2 separate regions of the Homo sapiens genome follow, and region 1 is linked to region 2. The links are chromatin loops, found by intact Hi-C in ENCODE. Cell type or tissue: endothelial cell of umbilical vein. All regions are shown on one strand. Each heading gives the region's core, and the rest is flanking DNA. Links, peaks and the distances in the headings are about the cores only.

What was found. Peaks named below come from ENCODE experiments on the same cell type or tissue, not always from the same donor. Only the 100,000 strongest peaks of a DNase experiment are listed, where the experiment ranks them.
Region 1: a loop joins it to region 2, with 1.9 times the contacts of the local background. A loop is called at or near these places in 2 of 110 quality-filtered maps.

The regions. Positions count from the first base shown.
Region 1 is chr7:55,080,387-55,093,142 of GRCh38, forward strand. The region is part of intron 1 of EGFR (epidermal growth factor receptor); the gene reads left to right. Among named protein-coding and RNA genes, the nearest start is that of EGFR, 68 kb to the left of the region's middle. In endothelial cell of umbilical vein, for the core only: no CTCF peak of the experiment used is centred there; DNase peaks (open chromatin) are centred at 6,385 and 6,495; H3K27me3 peaks cover 3,454 bases.
Region 2 is chr7:55,189,167-55,199,695 of GRCh38, forward strand. It overlaps EGFR (epidermal growth factor receptor), which reads left to right. Exons shown (of 28, transcript NM_005228.5): 21 at 2,553-2,708; 22 at 3,600-3,675; 23 at 9,551-9,697. Among named protein-coding and RNA genes, the nearest start is that of EGFR-AS1, 5.5 kb to the left of the region's middle. RefSeq lists an enhancer at 2,918-3,803. In endothelial cell of umbilical vein, for the core only: no CTCF peak of the experiment used is centred there; DNase peaks (open chromatin) are centred at 3,765 and 5,625; H3K27ac peaks cover 1,921 bases.

The DNA of each region.
Region 1 (12,756 bases), core at 2,526-10,525, 110 kb before region 2:
AAATCCTGTCATTTGCATACCTGGAGGACATTATGTTAAGTGAAATAAGCCAGGCACCAAAAGAAAAACATTGCATGATCTCACTCCTTCATGGAATCTAAAAAATTGTATTCAGAGAAGCAGAGAGTGGAATGGTGGTTACCAGGGGCTGGGAAGGTGTGAGCTTGGGGAGATTTGGTGAAAGGACATAGAATCTCAGTTAGACAGGAGGAATAAGTTAAAGAGATCTATTGCACATCATGGTAACTGTAGTTAGTGACAATGTATTGTATACATGAAAATTGCTAAGAGAGTAGATTTTAAGTGTTCTCACCACACCAAAAAAAGGTATGTGCAGTAATACAGTCATTAATTAGCTTGATGTAGCCATTCCACAATGGATACATATATCAAAACATCATGTTGTATACCATAAATATATACTGTCTCTTTATGTAAATTTAAAAATAAGATAAAATAAATGTTATTCACTTGTCGTGGATGTGGTGGGGACAGGTGTGGGATAGCCCTCCCTGTACAACTAGGACCCAGGGGTGATCTAGTGACACTAGCCATTTATCAGGACGTATGGGTGCCAGTCAGGATGATAAAGCTTCCTTTTGGCCACTATACTACTTAGAAATGCCCTGCAAAAGGTGCACATCAAAGATTGAAAGCTCAATCCTGGATTTTAAGTGCTTCAAAAGTGCACTTAATTGCCACATTTTTGTCAAACATTTTCCCAGGTAGTATTTTTCCTCATGTAAAACAACAGCAATTTAATTTGAACAGAAAGCATTTTGAAACATACTTTTGGCAGGGTTCCTTGCAGATCAGAATGGAAATGATTAACAGGGCAATTATCAATCATGGACTTTTGGCGGCAGAAGGAACTGTATTGTTTGGTACAGTCTGGGCCAGGGCCACACACCGTAACGGAGATACTCTATTCTGTGGACGGTTGGAGGGGGCTGTGCTGAGCAGGGTAACTGCATCTTTTCCTAGACTGTTCACACTGCTGCCACGAAGGAGTCTTGTTTAGACTGGACCTGGCTTTCTTCTTCGCAATGAGTGTTGCAGACTCCCGACAAAGGCCAGGTGGTAAAGTGTGGTGTCTGTGAGCGAGAGCCTGAGATGCCTGAGCTGACCTGTCCTCAGCCACCTGCCATCGTGCAGAGGTGAGAGCAGCCCCTGAATTCTGCCCCTCGGTCTCTCCATAGCTAAAGCAAAACCATCCTTCCGTGCTCCCAGGACAAGCAGGCTATTACCAAATCACCCACTAACCCTGGGCGAGGAGGGGCCATCACTGCACAATTCATCAGTGTCTGTGACAGGAAGAGATTGTTTTAGACTGGTTTTTTTTTTTTTATTTGCAAGCTTTTTTCTCTCTCCAAAACGTGCTGTCAGTGTGTTCTAATTTACTCTGTAAGGAATTCTGGAGCTAATCATAGGCTCACAAAAAGCAGCACAGGAAAGTTTCCCAGATAACATCTATTTCAGTGGCTTTCAAACATTTTTGACCTTACCAAAGTAAGAAATACATTTTAATATCATGGCACACATACAGCTGTATCTAAACTTTCATAATACTGCCTTTACGATATCACTCTGATATTGTCTATTCTTTTCTGTTTATTTTTCTTTTTGTTCCTTGTTATGCTGGTTGTGACCCACTCCAGTGATTTCACAATGCAGGCTGGGTGGTGTCCCACAGTTTGAAATCCCAATCTAGGGCCTTCCTCTCACTGTACAAAGTAGGTAACTGGGGACATTAGTGGATCAGTGATCAAACCAAAGTTATTTGATCTTACCAAGTGATATCAGGATGAGAAAGCTGTTAGAGTGTCAGATATGTGAAGGAACTTGGGTCATTCCTGATACCTCAAAGAGAAAAAAGGTAGTCCTTGAACACCTCCTACTTGTAAAGGATGCACAATCCTACATGCCCCTCCCTTTCCTTTCCTCCCCTCTGTACCCCACCCCTGCCCACATTTTCTTCATAAGCAGCTTTGGTGTTTTGGCTTGTTTGTTTCCCTTGTCTCCTACCTGTGACTTTATAGCCTTTTGGAGACTCACAGCAATAGTTGTATTTAAACTCAGTGGGTGGCATCCAAGGCTAAAAAGGAGATTGCCTAGACACAAAACCACCCAAGGGAGAAAGCAGGACAGCATCTTACTATGATTGTTTCTTGTTTCTTCCTGTCTCATAAGGATTATTACCCAGGGTTTTCATTTTTTTCATTTCATGGTTCATTTTCGCTCCAGTGTAGACATACAATAGACCACTCGTCCCTGTGGCTCCGGGCAGCAGCCTCATCTGAGACCCTCCTGAGACATCTCGTGCAGGGCAGCCGTAGTGTGTGGCTTCCCCAGGGCTGCTCTAACAGATCACCATCCTTGCCATGGCTTAAGAAGCTGCAGATTTATTTGCTTACAGCTCTGGAAGCCAGAAGTCCAAAATCAAGGTGTCAGTAGAGTCTCTCTCTCTGAAACCTGCTGAGGATGATGCCCCTGGCCTCTCCCCAGCCTCTGGTGTTCCCAGCAGCCCTTGGCATTCCTTGCCTTGTAGATGCAAAACTCCGATCTCCACCTCTATCCTCACAGTGAGTTCTCCTGCATGTCTGTCTCTGTGCCTTCACATTCCTCTCTGTGTGTCTGTGTTTCCATCTCCTTATGAGGACACCCATCACTGAATCAGGGCCCACTCTATACCAGTAAGACCTCATTTCAACTCCATTACATCTTCAAAAACCCCATTCTCAAATAAGGTTACTTCACAAGTGCTGGAGGTTAGGACTTGAACATACCTTATTGAACAATCCAACTGATGACACATAGTAATTTATGCACTCGTTCTTGGAGACGTTGACTTTATTTAGTAGCATTAACCATGGCAATGTCACCAGCATCGCTGACAGCCTGAAGCATATGATCTCCAGAATGTATTTCAATCATCATGTTCACTTCCTTGGTATTCTTTAGACAATAACTCAGCCTTGAACTCCAGTAAAGGGTTTCCCTGGGATTTTCTTCTTGACTCACTCCACTGTGGCCTCCCTCATCCAGGACTGTAACAGACGCCTGACGTCAGTGGTCTAGACCTCTCTGCTGAATGTCATCTTTGGTGAATGTCTTATGAGAAAACACATGGTTGGTCACTCTTAGAAGGGCATGAAAGCCTGTCTGCAGTATAACCAAAACAGGCACATGGCGAGGCACACTGTGCGCATGTGTGTACAATTAATATCATGGTTTTAAATTATTTTCAGGCCAAGGGGAGATCTTTGCTGCATCTACTGAAGAAAGCGAATCTTTTTCTTCCTGAAAAAAAATGGCTACTTATTAGTCGAATTTGTGTTTTAAAAATATGTGAACTAATATAATGCAGACATGCATTAATGTTTAAATATACTGGAAGTTTTTGGTAAAATGAAACCCATTGTCTCTGTTGATTACTTTGATGAGTCAAGAAGTAACATCCTGGGAATGATTGGCCAGTTTAAATGAGTGCCTCAGGTTTTTGGAATACAAGAAATCAAGAGGAAGGGATTAGAACATATAGGTTAGCAAGATTGGGATCCTAAAATACAGACCCAAATGAATGGAACAAAATCAGGGAATTTATTAATAACAGGGTCAAGGCCAAATCAGTAACAAATATCCTGAGTGGAAGAAAGGTGGTTTAACAAATGCCCCTATGAAAGATAGAGATTGGCTTACCATGATGAGATGTAAGCCCAAGTTATGAGGTTGGCACACAAAACCACAAATGTCATAGCTTAAAACAACACACACTTCTTATCTCTGTTTCTGTGGGTCAGGGTCTGGGTTCTCAGGGACTCACAAAGTATGTTTTCATCTGGAGCTCCAGGTCCTCTTCCAGGCTCATAAGGGTTCTTGGCAGAATTCAGTTTCTTGAGGCTGTAGGACTGAGGTCCTGGCTCCTAGAGGCCACCCTCTCCATAAGCAGTTCTTAGCATGGCCGCCTGCTTCTCCAGGCCCAGTGGGAAAGCATGTGCCTCCAGGAGGGCTCAGTCCATTCTTCATGGCTTTTACCTGGTTAAGTCAGGCCCACTCAGGATAACTTCATTTTGTATTAAATCAAAACCAGCTGATTTGGGATGTTAATTACATCTGCACAACTTCAACTTTGCCATATAACCTAACCATGGGACTGATATTTATCATGCATTTGGGTCAAGTTGCATTAAGAGATATAATAAAGCTGGACAAGCTTCTGTTGATTAGAAGAGTTCAGTTACAAGGCTACACTTGGGAGGAATGTTTACAAACTGGAATGGTCAGAGGATGGGGAAGACACTTGAGAAAAGTCAAGTGACGGATGAAGGCAAATGTGGATATTTATCTGGGAGAAAACTAAGAGGAGTTATAATAGCTGTCTTCAAATATTTAAAGGGCTTTTATTAGGAAGAGGAATTTGGCATATTGGATTTTGCCTTCAGAGAAGTGGAGTCCTGAGATGCTCTTAGCCATTCATTCCAGCCTCCAGGGCTCACCTGCTGTCTTCTGTCCAGGTTCTCGGTAGCAGGGCAGTACAGCCCCATCCGTGATCTTCCATAGTCAGGCATATTGTCACACTCAGTGAGCGGAGAGTCAACCGGGAGGAAGGCACAGTTTCTCTGGAATGACCTACGGAATGGTACGCTCAAATGCAAATTCTCCTTCCCTTCCCCAGTCCTTGTCCTTCAGATGGTAATTTAGGAGCTGAAGGTCAGGGCACCAGCAGCCTTTGGAAGCCTACAGGACAACAGTCAGCCTGGCTAGAAAAAAAAACAATGTCACAGGCATGTTGTGTTTAATCACATGAAGGATATTTGCATTGTTTTCCAACTGATGCCAGCAGACACATTGTCAGTGGTATCATGCCTGGGGTATCAGAGTTGACATTGGGTTGCCCCTTCTCTGAGGCATTCATGTAAATCCTTTTAAGTTTATAAAACCTCCATGTGGCTCCTGCATGCTTCATCATTTGCATGTGTCTCTTTTTCCAGGGGAGGCAGCATGGGGAGCAGGATGCTGGTGGGCTCCAGGTGCAGAGAGCAGGGTGGGCGTCAGACCCCAGGTCCACTGTGCACGCCCTCTTGTAGAGCCCGTTCCGTTGTCCATGAGATGAGGAGTGTTCTTATCTCTAAAGTATTATCATGAAAACCTAACAATGTAGAAAGACTAAAGCACATGGGTGGTGCTTCATAAATAGTATTTCTCCCACTTTCTGAAAACTCCTGCTGAAGTAACTGCACAAGAATCCTTGAACATTTAGAATTCTGGTTTTAGCCATACCATAAAGTCAGTAGTGCGTGGTGGAATTCTGCTAACGAAAATTGCGAAGGATCAAGGCAGAGTACAGAGCTGGTGTGTAGCGGGTACCTTCTGTCTGCTGGCACTAGGTATTTTACACATTAAATCAGCTCGTTCTCACATCAGCTCTTTTAAAAATAAGGAAATGAGGAGCCACAGTGGCCCAACTGATGCAGTGGCAGAAGTAGAATTTGAGCTTGTGCAGATGTGCCTCCGTGTTTTGTCTCCTGAGCATGCTGCCCCAAGTTTGACAATACCAAGATTTGTACTGGAACATTCCCTCCCATCCCCACCCCCTAGAAGCCCCTCTTCCTCCCTTAGATTTGACACATAGTTTGAAACCACTATTAACTACCTTATGAGAGCCACTGTTTGTGAAGTGCTGACTATGTGCCAGGTCCCGTGCCGTGCAATTTTTGTGAATTATCTCGTGTCTACAGTGCCTCACAATTTCTCTGCTCAATACCTCCATGTTACTGCCGAGGAAAGGGAAGCTCAGAGAGAGTAAGTAATTTGCTCGAGTTAAAGAGCTGGCCAGGACAGCCAGGGGCTTGCACCCCGGAGCCTTCATCCACTACACTGTCAGCTGGTATCTCAACCAGCCATTACAGGCTGTAAAAAAATTATATAAGATAGTCTATGGTAATGCAGAAAAGTGAGGTTATTTTGCTCCCTTTCCCTTTGAAGAAAAAAGCCCTGGAAAGACATATCACTTGAGTATGGGAAAAAATGAAGCTGTGGCTTTTCTGTGAGTCAATTCTTTCCTGGCAGCTTCTTGGAATAAGACCAAGTATAGCAGCAGAGTTTTCTGTTTTAATTTGAGCTGCAGGGTGACTTTTTTTCTTCTATGCTTTCATCTCTCTGTGGCTTCTTTTGCCTCGTTAATTTCATGCCCTGCCCAGGCGGGCTACTGTGCTGCCCAGTCACCCGGGTCTGGGGCGGCCACCGCTGGCCAGCAGGCAGGCCCTCCAGAGGCAGAGGTGGCCACGCTTAGGTCGCTCCCGCTGTGGAGGCGGCACACTTGGGTGGCAGCACAGCTGTGATGTGGCGGCAGCTGGCAGCCCCATGGGAAAGATGTGTGAAGTGTGGGGTTTGACGACCCATGGGAGAACAGACTTTCTTCCTCTTCTTGTTTTCCCTTCAAAGCCGTGAGTCAACCTCAAATTCTCTGTCTTTTTTCTCCACCCCCTCGTGCCTCTCTCCCTCACGCTCTGCATCTCTCATTGCAAGCTTGCATTTTTTTGCACACAACACTATCTTAATATTTCTCTTTTCTGCAGGCAGGAAATGAGAAGTCATTTTTCAGGGTCATTCAGGAAGTCATCCAGAGTTATAATGGCCCATTATCTACTGGTCAGAGTTTACTTAGGCTTTCACTACTTCCACTGCCCACTTGAAACAGGGAAAAATATTTTCCCCCCGCGCTGTGAGTGTGCTATTTAGAGCTGACCACAAGCGGGGGGAAGAGAGGATGGCTCGGATGCTGCATTTCCACTGAGAACACAAGGCTGGCAAAGCTTGTCTGCTGCCCAGCAAGCACTTCAGGCTCACACCATTTTAGGTTCACTTTAAGTAGTTTCTCAATTGTTAAAAAAAAAACAAAAAAAAAAAAACCTGTACTCTGAGGATATGCTTATAATCCCATAGCTAACCCAGAATTTCTTAGAGAACTGATCAACATCAGCAGTGGCACTTACTGAAAATGCACATTCTCAGGCCCTGCGTAGGGCCTACTGAGTTAGAATATTAGAGAGCAGGTCTCAGAAACATTCTATCCGGCAGTCTTATTCTATGCACCCGAAGGGATAAGAGCCATGCTTTCATGAAACATGGGTTGTGTGTAAAATGTTTAAAAGGTATGGCAAAATGTGTTTGATTGGCACCAAGGATTTCTGGTTCCTCCTAGAATCATTAATCAAACTTTGAAGGAGAAATAAGAGAGTCGGCATTTTCTTGCACATTCTTTGTGATGTTGTGATGAGTTGGAAACTTCCCGATTGGGTTTATTAGAGCATGAACACCCAGGCACCCAGCTTCTAGCCAGCCCTGTCAGGCAGAGTCTCCTCGAAGATGTGGAAAGGACTGACCAACAGCTGAGGCCTACAGGAACCTGAGCAGGCAAGGGGAGAGGCACCCCGGAACCAGGAGCAATGGCCTTCCCACCCTCCCTCGTCCTCTCCTCTTCTCCTTTTGGAGTTGCAGGCCACAGAAAGGAAGTGACATGAGTCACTTTGGGCCTTCTTAATTCCTTCATCAAAGGCAGCACAGGTGTGTATGTGTGTTGGTGGCTAATTGAGGTAGGCCCACAGAGGAGATAACAGATGGACATACTATTTCCTTTCTTCCATTCTGATATAATTCAGGGTATAAACACACACACACACACACACACACATTCTCACTTCTTTGGCATCTACCACACCTGCCCCAGTGCCCATTTCTCTCCCACCTGAATAAAAAGCCCCCACAAAGCCTGAGGTACATGGAAAGGAGCAGTGGTCTGGCTCCCAGGAGTGTGAGAAGCAGCCATGTTTTCAGAGGCTGTATTCCACTTGGACTTGGCCCTACGCTGAAGGTAGGAGCGGATGGGGGAGGCCCCCTTCGCACAAAGAGCCCCATGAAAGAGTGCACAGTCCAGTCTATAAAACAGACGCAGAAAATGTGTGTAGGACTTCTTCCTGAAAAAGAGCGTGGTGCGTCCAGTACCTCCATGTTCATGGAACTTCCCAGTCTGCAGTTTACCCTTTTGTGCAACTCCCTTTTGGTAAAGCCCTGGTCACACTTCTGGTTGTTCAGATTATACAGGGATAATTCCAGAGTGATTTTAAAGTCAACTGCCAGGCATCCGCACTTGCAAATTAGATGCCTGGCACATGCTTGTGTTAAGGTAATAATTCATTACAATACAAATTACAGGGGAGTTCCTCTGGGCATGCGACCTTTCCCGTCATTTGGCTTTCCCTGTGATTATCAGGGGAGCTTCCATCGTGCTGCTAATGGGACCTTAACCATGTGTCAACCCATGGCTGTAATGCTGACACTGTTTTCTTTCTGGAATGAAAGGCCTTCGCAATTGAAACCAAAATGTTATCCAACTCAGTCCTGTCCCTTTGACGATGAAAACATCAAGTTCTGGAGACTGGCCATCCAGCCTCCCTGCCTCATCTCCCACGCCCTCCATCATTTTTTGTCTCTACTTACTTATTTATTTGGCTGTATTTTACGTACATCATGCAAAAATATTCCTCTTTGTAAAAAGTATAATGATTTCAGGAAATTAGAGGGTAAAAAGCAAGAACCATGCTTTCACTCCACTGTCAAGAGTTGTGGAAGAATCCTTCCAGCATTTTTTCTGTGTATTTTACATACATACAAATATATGTACAAATAAAGGTCGATCATTTAGGTTTTGTTTATATTTTTGTATATATGAGCTTATGTCATTCATACATATTGTTTTGCCTCTTGCTTTTTTTTAACTTAATTTTACTTTGCTTGAGAGCTTTTTGAACTGAAGTACGTGTAAGTCAGCCTATGCATGTAATGGCTCCCTCATCTTCTGTGAGGCTGTCACTAAAAAGGGGATTTAGCTTGTTCTGGGCTTTGCAGCCCGTACACTGGGCACTGTTCATACGTACTTCTCTGTGCACGCAAAGGAGGGCTTGCTAGGGAGGCCTGGCAGAGGGTGCCATTCAAATAGGATTTTCAATGGAGGAATTTTTAAATTTTCAGTTATTTGAATAAGTTTTAATATATATCCAGAACCCCAAATCATCAAGTTTGTTTTCTTCCACATCTGTCCTTCCATTTCTGAACTATTTTAAGGCCAGTCATGTCTCATCCAAGAAATCCCATCCTTTCACACAACACTATCTCCGTTTCATGGTTATGAATCTCTAAAAGCATGATTTTTAAAACATAATCACAATGCTGTCATCGAACTTAAAAATTAGCCATAAATCTCTTATGTTACCCAACAACCAGCCTACTGACACATCTCCAGTTGTCTCAAAAATGTGTTTTCCATTGTGGTTTGTCTGAAACATGATCCAAAAGTCAGACCCACCTCTCACCTTTCCCTAACCTGCCGGAGCCCATGTTTCTTTCCAGCCAGGCTTGGAGACCACCACACGGGATTTGCTTCTTGGGGCCTCCCTCTAACCAGCTATGCAGGATGCCCTCTTTCCTGTCAATACAAGCTGCTCAAAGGACTCATTCAGTTCAAATTCACCTATGTGAGCCTAGGTGATGCTACTTATTTATTTATTTATTTATTTATTTATTTATTTATTTATTTATTTTGAGATGGAGTCTCACTCTGTTGCCCAGGCTGGAGTTCAGTGGCATAATCTGGGCTCACTGCAAGCTCTGCCTCCCGGGTTCAAGTGATTCTCCTGCCTCAGCCTCCTCAGTAGCTGAGATTACAGGCACGTGCCACCACGCCCAGCTAATTTTTATAGTTTTAGTAGAGACAGGGTTTCACCATGTTGGTCAGGTTGGTCTCAAACTCCTGACCTCGTGATCCACCCACCTCGGCTTCCCAAAGTGCTTCATGTTTTCAGGAGCTGTACGTGCATTTTTAGTTTTGATGACCAGGTCCTTTTTCTGTTTTTTAAAGAACTTCAAATGATCTCCAGGGTACACAGCGCTTGTGTGCTGATGAAAAAGCTGGCAGTACAAAGGCCACCAGCCAAGGTCACACAGCCAAAAAGCCCCTGACCTCGGGCCCCTTCCCAGACCCTGGGTCTTTTGCTGCCACATGAATCTTCTTCAAGGTCCTATGTGTAGATTTTCTTGACTTGGCCATATTATTTAGGATTCAGATATAATAACAAAATAGATGTTAAAGCATAACATGAAGGCATTTAAAAGGGTAGAAAGCACATGATTTACTAAAACCATAAATCTTATGACCTGAAAGTTTCACCTAATCTCTTAAAAAATACCGTACTAAACCCTGATTGAAAATCAGAGCTCAGACATACAGCCTGAGATGCCAAAAAATGGCCAGGCTTGTCTGTTGAGAAAGCCATATGTAACTAACTGTTTGGAAATTCAAAATATATCTTATCATTTTAAAAACATCTTTCTTCTAAAGACAATCATCTTGGCTTCAGGAATGAGGCTAGTAAAAAGTGAAATACTCCTACTTGTGGAAGAAATCCTCATTTTAACCATGAAGAACTGAAAAATGCATTCTGATGTTGATGGACCCAACCTATATTTGGGTATTTTATGATGTACACAATATACTTTTGTATATGAGATTGTTATTAAATGTGACTTTGCTTTTTCAAGACATACAATGTTCCTCCGGGGGTCAGGCACTGTGTTTAGCACTTTGTCCTGACCTCATCTGACTTCTCAGCTGTCCCTGAGAGGTACCAGTGTGCAAGATCGCTGAGTTGGCAAGTGATAGTGACAATATTTTCACCCCAATTTCTAATTTAAAGACCCCGATTTCTAGTTTTGTTTTGTATTGGATTTGCACAATTTCACGTTCTGAAAGAGGATGCCCTCAACTTTGCAAAATGGGCCTTTTGAATGAAAAGGATCAGTCATGTCAGGAAAAGCGCTACAATGATGAAATATGATAAATAAGTCAGTCTTTCATCTGTAATTATCTACTATGGGGTAAAAAGTGATGAAAACTACCATCTTGAAAGGTTCTGGTGATAGTGGTTCCTAATGCAGTGAAAGATGTGTAAGTCAAAGATTTGTAACCAGCCAGGGAATGAGAGGCGAAGCCATAGCTGGTGGCGGGGGCCACATCTGGGTGTGGGGAGGCCACAGTTGGGTTGGGGGTGGGGCCTGCAGTTATCCACACCCCTCCCACCTCCCTTCGACAGTACAGGCTTCCTGGTTACCTTCCAGAGAGTAAGGCCAGGGAGAGTTGAATAAGTTGAGAAATGTCATGTCGAAGCTATTGGTGGAAAGAGTTCCATTAATTGACAATACAAGTCCCTACTACATTCTAAAATCTGGTCCTGACTAGTGGCAAGCCGGGCCCAGGAGTAGCACTTAAACAATGGCAGGCTTGTGTTGCTGGCAGGATACTTCAGCCTCAGAGGAGCTGTGTGCAGCTGGGGAGACTCACACTCAGAGGATTTCAAAGCAGAGGGCATCTCGTAGAGCAACTTATCCAAACCCTGACCCACTGTAAACACACACACACACACACACACACACACACACACACACACACACCCTGAGAGAGAGAAAGAGAGAGAGATAACTAAAGAGAGAGAACTAAAGTTTGGCAAAATAATACATGCTCTAATGAAGGTTTATTAATGATTAATCTACTCCTAGCATTTCCTAGTCCACTCTATCTCCTTAAAAAAAAATTCTGGTTGCAGCCCACTAACTTGATTGTACAGCTGCTTAATGGATAGCAGGCTGTAATTTTCAGAGAACTGTTTAATGCGGGCTACCTCTGTTCTTCCATGCTGCTTGTGGTTCCTGCTCTGCTCAGGACAGAATGGGGAGGAAAACAGGCTCTGCGGCACAATATTGGCAAGTGAAATTTTGTAAACCGGCCCTCCCTTCCTTTTGCATTTGGTCTGAAAATTCAATTAGATGCTGAGTCCTACAATGTATTTGAGAAGCCCAGGAGTGCCCTAGAGGATGAGACTGGGTGGCTCCCTGTCAGGTTGAACATTTGCCTTAATTACTTTGGCAAGATTTGCATCAGTGGTATTAGTCCCTGCCTCACTTGGAGGCCTGCACTTAAGTGGCCACATTCAGGCTCCAATTTCCTGGTGATTTCATAGTGTAGGGCACTTGCAATCAAAACTAGGCTTAAAGCCCAACCCTCTTACATTTTACCCACCCCCACAAATGCAGCAAATAAAATGACTCTGATTTTCATTCCCTAGACCTCTTTTCTATATTTATTACATTATTGTTAAGACAGTTTTTGAAGAAAGCTGTTTTATTTAACAAAATAGCTTTATGGAATCAACTTCATATATCTTCTCCGCCAGATCAAAACAAGCTCGTAGTATTAGATGTCACCGAGCACCATGACAGGCAGATGAACATCATCCCTGTGCCCGGCTAATGATAGCTCGGCCTGCCCCGGCGTCAGCCGCTCCTGGCAGGGCCAGCGGGCGGTGTGGGACCGGCACCGTATCTCCAGCAATTCGCAGATAACAAATATGGTTCTGATGATGTTACTAAAGATCTGTCCCTTTCAAGATTGGATTAGACATTAGGAATTTGGAGGGCTTTTTATTGCTAGCATTTTTAAGAATAACCAATTAGAGTATTGATTCTAAAGTCTGAAAGCCACATGGACAGAGTTCATGTAATTGGCTACTTTATGTGCCTCTTCCTAGATTGCCCTGCATTTTCAAAACAAGAGCCTTTCTATTTTAATCAAAAGAATCCAGAATGAAATGAGGCTTTGAAAACTCAGCCTATGTTTGTCTTGATTTCCTTAACTGACATCTAGAA
Region 2 (10,529 bases), core at 1-8,000:
TATATAAAACCCCAAGCAGCCTCTGGCTTAGCAGGTGCATTTCCCAGCAGGGCAATTAAAGCCATGGTCCCAGTAGTGGTCTTGGGGTCTCAGGGTATTTGGTCTGTGCAGCCACATGCTTCAGTCTCTGGACCCCAGGTCATCTAACGAGGTGGTCGTGTGGGGACTGGGATAGAAAAGGTGTCTGCACGGACGTGTGTGAAAGGGCTGGCACATCGCCAGTGCTCAGCACTGTCAGCTGCTATCACCAGTCATTCAATCATTCATTCATTCAGTTGTTCATTCTTCAACAGGCCGTTTTAAAAATGTGCCCAGTATACCAAAATCTCCGCTAAGCATTTAAAGAGGCAGAATGAAAGTTAGCAGTGGTGGTGAAACGAAGCTGGGAATGTGCTCTGAGGGCCTCCTTGTGGGCTTAATGAATATGTAGAAACCACGCATTTTAAATAGAGAGGGAGAAAGGGAGAGGTTCCTGGTCCTCTGCATGGGGACTTGTGTGTGGCTCTTTACTGTAGGCCTGTGCCACTCCTGCTCAACAGCTACCACAGAGGACGCCTTCAACAAATGTGAAGAACGAACAAAAGGTACAAATGTGAAGAACGAACAGGGTAGAAAGAAAGGAGAAAGCAAGGGTGAGGGTGAGAAATCAAGGGACAGAGAAGAGAGAAGAGGAGATAGCCTGGGAGTTCACACAGCCAAGAAGGTAGACACTCAGTTGAACCAGCAAGAGGCTGAGCCTAACTCTCCCTTTCGAATGGGCAGGAGTTCATGATATTTAATAAACAGAGGCCTTGCTCTGTAAGAGACAGGGTACCAGGCAGAGAGCAAGTCAGCATCGCAGGAGTCAAACGAGGCAGACAGCGGGGGCAGGGAGCTTGCCTCTGAAGGAGACCCAGGCTGCCAGAGTAGCAGGGAGTCTGGGCCAGTCCTCTTTTGGGAAGCGCTTCCTCGGCTTCTGCCCCCCCTCTCCTCTCCCTTTCCACCCACCATCCTGACATAATACTTCCTAATCTGGAAGTGTTGTCCAGAGAAGAACCTGCTCATTTCCTCTTAAGTAGGCAGGGAAGCACTAACGTCCAGCAGCATCGGAAACCCGTAGGAGCGCTCTCGGCAGTGCAGGGTGAGGGGACAGTCCATGTAGTCATGAGACGTGGGTGTCAGGCAAGCGTCTCTTTTCCAAAAGAGAAAAACATTAAAGGCCTCACAAACGGCGCCCAAAGACTAATTCTGCATAGCATCTTTGCGAGACCCTAGGTTCTTATGATGACTGGTTTTGCCTGAGAAAGAAAAAATTTTAATTTTGCTCTGACATGCCAATTCAACAAATCATTTTCACATAATATTCATGCAAAAAAAAAACAATTTGCCAGAAAACTTGGGAATCCATCCACATCTACAGCTTTTCCCTGCAGTCACACTACAGTGGGATCCCTCCATACAGGAGCGGCAGAGTGGAGCAGGCTAGAGATGCCTGTTTGTTTCTGTTTGCTGCACCGCAGCAAGCATTTCTGTCGTGCCCACTCTGTACTAGAAAGTACATGAACATCAGCCATAAAGGGAACTAGAAAGGTGGCCCACCCTCTTGGTGGAGAGAGAAGAGAGTGTGGTAGAAACAATAATAAGAAGTCTGCAGAACTTGACCCCTCCCAGCCTCTCCCACCTGCCAGCCTGGCCCTTGCAGAGAGATGCAGGCTGCCATTCTTAGGCCAAAGCCTGGGACAGTTGGGCTCAGCAAGGTAGGCATCCGTCAAGCAAGGAGGAGCAGGGGTCAGCAGTGACCCCAGCAGCCAGCAGGGAGAAAGGTGCATGTGACAAGGACACCAGAGGCCGTGGGTCAGGATCAGCCAGGGTCAGGGTAGCATTTCTAGGAATTCACTCTGTTGGGCGCTGTGCTGGCTGCTTCTCACATATTATTCCTTTCTTACTCTCAGAGCAGAGATTTCAATTGCAGCGAGATTGTGGAGGCAGCCAGGGAGGTGGGGAGGGTGGTGTCTTCTAAAAGCATTTTCAGTATCCATGTGGTTTCAGTAATAATAATAATAATAAACCAGTGAAAAGTAAAACAGGACAAAAATCTTCATAGGCAGTGAACCATATCAGAGAGTCCAAGAAAGCACAATGAGAGTGTGGCTTAAAAACCCTGAACGACATTCCTTTGCACCAGCTTGGTGAGGAGGGCATGGTCCCCGCCACCCCCCACCCCCACTTTGCAGATAAACCACATGCAGGAAGGTCAGCCTGGCAAGTCCAGTAAGTTCAAGCCCAGGTCTCAACTGGGCAGCAGAGCTCCTGCTCTTCTTTGTCCTCATATACGAGCACCTCTGGACTTAAAACTTGAGGAACTGGATGGAGAAAAGTTAATGGTCAGCAGCGGGTTACATCTTCTTTCATGCGCCTTTCCATTCTTTGGATCAGTAGTCACTAACGTTCGCCAGCCATAAGTCCTCGACGTGGAGAGGCTCAGAGCCTGGCATGAACATGACCCTGAATTCGGATGCAGAGCTTCTTCCCATGATGATCTGTCCCTCACAGCAGGGTCTTCTCTGTTTCAGGGCATGAACTACTTGGAGGACCGTCGCTTGGTGCACCGCGACCTGGCAGCCAGGAACGTACTGGTGAAAACACCGCAGCATGTCAAGATCACAGATTTTGGGCTGGCCAAACTGCTGGGTGCGGAAGAGAAAGAATACCATGCAGAAGGAGGCAAAGTAAGGAGGTGGCTTTAGGTCAGCCAGCATTTTCCTGACACCAGGGACCAGGCTGCCTTCCCACTAGCTGTATTGTTTAACACATGCAGGGGAGGATGCTCTCCAGACATTCTGGGTGAGCTCGCAGCAGCTGCTGCTGGCAGCTGGGTCCAGCCAGGGTCTCCTGGTAGTGTGAGCCAGAGCTGCTTTGGGAACAGTACTTGCTGGGACAGTGAATGAGGATGTTATCCCCAGGTGATCATTAGCAAATGTTAGGTTTCAGTCTCTCCCTGCAGGATATATAAGTCCCCTTCAATAGCGCAATTGGGAAAGGTCACAGCTGCCTTGGTGGTCCACTGCTGTCAAGGACACCTAAGGAACAGGAAAGGCCCCATGCGGACCCGAGCTCCCAGGGCTGTCTGTGGCTCGTGGCTGGGACAGGCAGCAATGGAGTCCTTCTCTCCCTTCACTGGCTCGGTTTCTCTTAGGGACCCTCACAGCACTAAGGGGTGCGCGTCCCCTGTCAGGCCCTCGAATGCCCTCCCACAGCCAGGCCCCTCTGAGGTTTCACTCTGGCCTGCTTGGCTCCTAGCAGCCACCAACCCATGATGCTGGGCCCTGAAAACACACGCAGACCTGGATGAGTGAGGCCACTGGGCACAACCAGGGCTCCCAGCTCACCAGAGCAGCCTGGGACACAGAGGGTGCTCAGAAACCTACCAGAGCAGCCCTGAACTCCGTCAGACTGAAATCCCCTGTTGCCGGGAGGAGGCGCCGGGCCTGGGGGACGGGTCCTGGGGTGATCTGGCTCGTCTGTGTGTGTCACTCGTAATTAGGTCCAGAGTGAGTTAACTTTTTCCAACAGAGGGAAACTAATAGTTGTCTCACTGCCTCATCTCTCACCATCCCAAGGTGCCTATCAAGTGGATGGCATTGGAATCAATTTTACACAGAATCTATACCCACCAGAGTGATGTCTGGAGCTACGGTGAGTCATAATCCTGATGCTAATGAGTTTGTACTGAGGCCAAGCTGGCTTTTATTGTTAGTTAATTTACATTATATCCTCTGACATGCAAGTATTTTCTTTCGAGATAATGACTAATGATAATGTAATCATTGCTGTCTATCTATTGTACTGAGAAAACACGGCAGAGGAAATCGAGTCCAGCTGCCGTCCAAAAGTCACTGGAGATTGCAATGAGCTCGTCTGGCAGGGTGGGGGGTATGGGAGGGAAAGAGCTTAGGAAACGGCTCTCCCTGCAAAGTCCAACCAAACTTTAACGTTAACCAAACCATTAATGTTGCCATGAATTTGAAGTGAACCAGAGGGAGGTGGCAGAAGAAGCTTAATGGGGAATAGTTCCGGTAGAGAAATGAGGCTTAAGATGAACTACCCTGGCCCTTATGTGTCAGAGAGAACGGCTTGACAAACACACACTGAGGATGTCTGCAGGGATAAAAGAAGAAAGGGAGATGACCCTTGCTTCTCGCTCTCGGGAGGACCATCTGGTCCGGCCCTGGGGATTCTCTGTTTCCTCTTCTGAATCCCAGTGTTGCCCAGCACTGGCCTGTACCCATCCTCACGAGGGCCGCTCTCCTCACCCGGCCCTAGGTCCCTGCCCTGTCCTGAGCCTACAGGGGCCTCCCATGTTGAGAAAGTGTTGCTGACACATTGTCTCTGACCGCTGTGCCAGGCATTTTCTGCTGAATTACCGCACTTGGTCCTTGAATTTCACCCAGCAACTTACTGAAAGGCTGGAACCCATGAACCTACCCCTTCACTGAGGAAAATAAGTTACCCCAGCCATCTACAGCGACAGGAGCAAGGGAGGAGTCGCCTCACCTCTCTAGAAATGTGTATTTGAGGAGAACACTATTGAAATGAATTTCCAAGAATAATCTAGTCAGTATTACAAAAGCAAAATTATTTGGGATATCGTCCTTTTTTACTTAGTATTTTTTCTTTTTCCTATAGCATTATTAACTTTCTGATTTTCCAAATACATACACATTTTTAAATTTCCTGAGTCTTTATCTCTTCTGTTAAAATGTAAGATTTATGATACAAAGGCAGAGATTTGTGTCCATGAATAAGTGAAGTTTGGTGTGCACCTGTGAGCTGAGCCACCTCAATTAATGGAACAGATAAGGAAATAAAGGTCTGCTGATGCATTGTTATTTACAGCCATTTTCAGAATGTATCTCCTCTCCACGAGGGAACTGCAGGGTCCTGCCCCAAGCCATTTATTTTGTCCTCAAGCAGCCCGCCCCTCCCACTCCAGGCACAGCCCGGTCTCCTGCTGGTCTCCCCTCTTCCCACTTGCTCCCCCTCATCTATGCTCCAGACAGAGGCCACATATATTTTTTAACTTTTTTTTTTTTTTTTTTGAGACAGAGTCTTGCCCTGTCACCCAGGCTGGAGTGCAGTGGTGCAGTCTCGGCTCACTGCAACCTCCACCTCCCGGGTTCAAGTGATTCTCCTGCCTCAGCCTCCTGAGTAGCTGGGATTACAGGCGCACACCACCATGCCCAGCTAATTTTTTGTATCTCTAGTTGAGACAGGGTTTCACTATGTTGGCCAGGCTGGTCTCGAACTCCTGACCTCATGATCTGCCCGCCTCGGCCTCCCAAAGTGCATATTTTTTAACTTTATCAGACTTTTCATTCTCTGCTCAACATCTTTCTTTGGTCCTCCAGGTATGTTCAGATAAAACCTGAGCACCTGGCCATGACTGATGGGTTGCTGGGCCATCTGGCCCTGGCAACTCTCCCGTCCACCAGGTCCCCCTCCCGTCACGCTCCAGGCATAGCCTGTGTGTGCCAGCGCAATGCCCACACTCCATGCACAAGTGGAAGCCCTCTCAAAGTCAGTGGCTTAGTGCCTTGATGTGGTCACACCCATTCTCAGGAAGTCCGTTCCCACTGAAAACATTGTGTGTTTTCAACATCATTGAGGCTGCCACGGCAGATTATAATCACTGGCCTAGGCAGCCCACTGGAACTACCAGACCATGAGCCTGAATTTTTTGTTTAAAAATCATATCCTGTTTTCTCTACTCTCTAGTCTCTAGTCAAGGTGAATTATTCAATTTAATAAATTAGGGGCCTAGTGTGTTGTACCAAGGAGCTAAAAAGAGAGAACTCGCAACACCTTCCAGCCCATTCTCCACCTAACACTGGCTATACTGGCTCTCCTCTCTCTCGCTGTTTGTTCCAAAATCTAATAACCTGTCTTCCCACTAGAATTCATCATACATGTTTAAAAACCTAGTTAAATAGTAGTTAAACTGACTGCATAGATCTGGAAATGAGACAGTCTTTCTTTTACAAATCCATATAGACTATGAGTTGGGGGCAGGGGATGACACAAGAATCTATTTTCTTGCCCCCAAACCATTGCTTTCCTTCCAATGTTAAGCTTGTATTCTGTGTATTAATTCAGGTGGTTCCGTTTGGGAATGGCCTCTGTTACCCAGAGATGGGAGGGCCATCAGAACTCGGGGTTGTCTGAAAAAACACTGGTTCTAAAATTATCACTGCTTTCACTTGTTTTTAACCATCATAGTTGTTTGATTTTGAAGGAAAAACATGAGGGTTTTTATTCTATGCTTGTTATATCTATATTGTGGTTTCGTATTTTTTAGATTTTAGTACCTGACATTTTTTTAACTTTTATTTTAGGTTCAGGGGTACATGTGCAGGTTTGTTATATAGGTAAATTTGTGTCATGGGGGTTTGTTACACAGATTATTTTATCACCCAGGGATTAAGCCTAGTACCCATTAGTTATTTTTCCTGATCCTCTCCCTCCTCCCATCCTCCACCGTCCTATAGACCCCAGTGTGTGTTGTTCCCCTCTAAGTGTCCATGTGTTCTCATCATTTAGCTCCCACTTATAAGTAAGAACATGCGGTATTTGATTTTCTGTTCCTGCATTAGTTTGCTAGGGATGATGGCCTCTAGCTCCATCCATGTTCTTGCAAAGTACATGATCTCATTCTCTTTTGTGGCTGCCTAGTGTTCCATGGTGTATATGTACCACATTTTCTTTATCCAGTCTGTCATTGATGGGCATTTAGGTTGATTCCATGTCTTTGCTATTGTAAATAGTGCTGCAGTGAAAATACGCATGCATATGTCTTTATGGTAGAATGATTTATATTCCTTTGAGTAATGGGATTGCCGGGTCAAATGGTAGTTCTGTTTTTAGCTATCTGAGAAATTGCCACACTCTTTTCCACAATAATTGAACTAATTTACATTCCCACCAACAGTGTAAAAGCATTCCTTTTTCTCCACAACCTCACCAGCATGTGTTGGGATTTTTTTTTTTTTTTACTTTTCAATAATAGCCATCTGACTGGTATGAGATGGTATCTCAGTGTGGTTTTGATTTTTATTTCTTTAATGATCAGTGATGTTAAGCTCTTTTTCATATACTTGTTGGCTGCATGTATGTCTTCTTCTAAAAAGTGTCTGCTCATGTCCTTTGCCCACTTTTTAATGGGATTGTTTAATTTTTTCTTGTGAATTTACTTAAGTTCCTTATAGATGCTGGTTATTAGACCCTTCTCAGATTTGTAGCTTGCAAAAATGTTCACCCATTCTGTGGGTTGTCTTCACTCTGATGATAGTTTCTTTTGCTGTGCAGAAGATCTTCAGTTTAGTTAGATCCCATTTGTCAATTTTTGCTTTTGTTGCAATTGCTTGATGTGTTTTCATCATGAAATCTTAGCCCATTCCTATATCCAGAATGGTATTACCTAGGTTGTCTTCCAGGGTTTTTATAGTTTGGGGTTTTACATTTAAGTCTTTAATCCATGTTGAGTTTATTTTTGTGTATGGTGTAAGGAAGGAGTCCAGTTTCAATCTTCTTCATGGCTAGCTAGTCATCATTTATTGAGTAGGGAGTCCTTTATTCATTGCTTTTTTTTTTTTGTCAACTTTGTCAACGATCACATGGTTGTAGGTGTGCAGCCTTATTTCTGGGCTCTCTATTCTGTTTCATTGGTCTGTATGTCTGTTTCTGTACTAGTACCATGCTGTTTTGGTTACTGTATCCCTGTAGTTTAAAGTCAGGTAGCATCATGCTTCCAGCTTTGTTCTTTTTGCTTAGGATTGCCTTGGCAATTCAGGCTCTTTTTTGGTTCCATGTGAATTTTTAAATTGTATTTTCTAGTTCTGTGAAGAATCTCATTGGTAGTGTGATAGGAGTAACATTGAATCTATAAAATACTTTGGGCAGTATAGTCATTTTAATGATATTGATTCTTTCTATCCATGAGCATGGAATGTTTTTCCATTTGTTTGTGTCATCTCTGATTTCTTTAAGCAGTGTTTTGTGGTTCTTATTGTAGAGATCTTTCACTTTCCTGGTTTACTGTATTTCTAGGTATTTTATTCTTTTTGTGGCAATTGTGAATTGAATTGCATTCCTGATTTGGTTCTCAGCTTGACTGTTGTTGGCATATTGGAATGCTAATTATTTTTGTACATTGATTTTGTACAACTGAGTCTTCACTGAAGTTGTTTATCAGCTTAAGGGGTTTTGGGTCAAGACTATGGGGTTTTCTAGATATAGGATCATGTCATCTGCAAACAGAGATAGCTGTTTTCCTCTCTTCCTGTTTGGATGTCCATTATTTCTTTCTCTCACCTGATTTATCTGGCCAGGACTTCCAATACTATGTTAAATAGGAGTGTTGAGAGAGGGAATCCTTGTCTTGTGTCAATTTTCAAGGGGAATGTTTTCAACTTTTGCCCATTCAATATGATGTTGGCTGTGGGTTTGCCATAGATGGCTAATATGTTGAGGTTTGTTCTTTAAATACCTAGTTTATTGAGAATTTTAAACATGTTGAATTTTATTGAGAGCCTTTTCTGCATCTATTGAGATGATCATGTGGCTTTTGTCCTTAGTTCTGTTTGTGTGGTGAATCACATTTATTGATTTGCATATGTTGAACCAATCTTGCATCCCAGGGATGAAGCCGACTTGATTGTGGTGGCTTAAGCTTTTTGATGTGCTGCTGGATTCGATTTGCCAGTATTTTGTTGAGGATTTTTATGTCTATGTTCATCAGAGATATTGGCCTGAAGTTTTCTTTTTTTGTTGTATCTCTGCCAAGCTTTGGTATCAGGATGACATTGGCCTCATAGAATGAGTTAAGGAAGAGTCCCTCCTTCTCAATTTTTTTGGAATAGTTTCAGTAGGAATGGTACCAGCTTTTTTTGTACATCTTGTAGAATTTGGCTATGAATCCATCTAGTCTTAGGCTTTGTTTTGGTTGGTAGGCTATTTATTACTGATTCAATTTTGGAGCTCATTATTGGTCTGTTCAGGGATTCAGTTTCTTCCTGAGGTTTTTATTTTTATCAAATGGAACTTAAGCTTTTTCATTTCCAATTTTTTTATGATCTAAAAATGTGCAGTTTACAGCCCTGTTCAGAATCTGCATCTTCCTCATTCTGCAGATACAGGTCCCTCAGAGCAGGTGACTGAGTGTGTATCCTGTCTGGAGCATAATACTTATGCTAGTAGAGTTACTGTTGTCTTTATTGTTAATTACCAAAGTTTACCACTTATCAGTCACTTACTACTTGCTGGGCATTGCACTAAGCATTTCAGTTGTATTATCTTGTTGGGTCCTTACAGCAATCCTGTGAAACAGATACTGCTATTACCCCACTTTATAGAGAGGTAGACTGAGGCTTCCAGCATTGAAGCAAATTGCCCAAGACTACAGAAATGTAGGTTTCTAAACATCAAGAAACAGTAACCAGTAATGATGACTAAAGCAAGGGATTGTGATTGTTCATTCATGATCCCACTGCCTTCTTTTCTTGCTTCATCCTCTCAGGGGTGACTGTTTGGGAGTTGATGACCTTTGGATCCAAGCCATATGACGGAATCCCTGCCAGCGAGATCTCCTCCATCCTGGAGAAAGGAGAACGCCTCCCTCAGCCACCCATATGTACCATCGATGTCTACATGATCATGGTCAAGTGTGAGTGACTGGTGGGTCTGTCCACACTGCCTAGCTGAGCCTTGGTGGCTGCTCTTAGCCAAACAGCTGAGGCCTTTGCATCCCTGGAGAAATGTCATCACATTACTTAAGGCAGGCACACAAATCCAGAAACATCTGTAAATACCCCTTCAAGCATTCTTTTAAAGACACTTCTTGACTCATTGGGCAGTATGACCTGACATTTGCCCATGTTTGCAAGCAAATAAATAAAACTAAAGTCTTCCGCAAGCCATTACACCAAAATATTCTATTCGCTGAGTTACTCAATGAAATACCGAGTTGCCCTATATTTTGAAGCCTGTTACCAGAGAGACTGAATGTTTTTAAATGCATGGCAGTGAGTAACAACATAAGGCTAATAGAGTCAACATTTCTGCTTTGACTTAAACCTTTTAAACCAGTGGATTTATGTGAAGTCTCTGCAGTGTGGCATTTAAACATTTCAATCTAAATAAGAGTGTGTAATTTGATTGATGCTATTATTCTACCAGATTCACGAGTGCAGTGGGCTCTGGAGGTAGCATTACATGCATGGGATGAGCATTTGCAAAAGAAAGTTGTATAGGGAATATGACAGAGCCAAGTTAATGTAAATATTAATGCCTTTCTGAACTCTAGGCCACAGAGTTGATCTTTTTTAACTTCCTTGGTTTGGGCTAAGGAAGCTGTGATCCAGAGAAGCCACGTGATTTGTCTAAGGTCACATAGCAGTCTGGCCTAAAATAGCTTGATATGCTGTGGATGGAAAATAAATGTGATCCCTCAAGAGGCATGAGGATTTCCAGGCAGTAGCCATACCTCCAAATTGTTT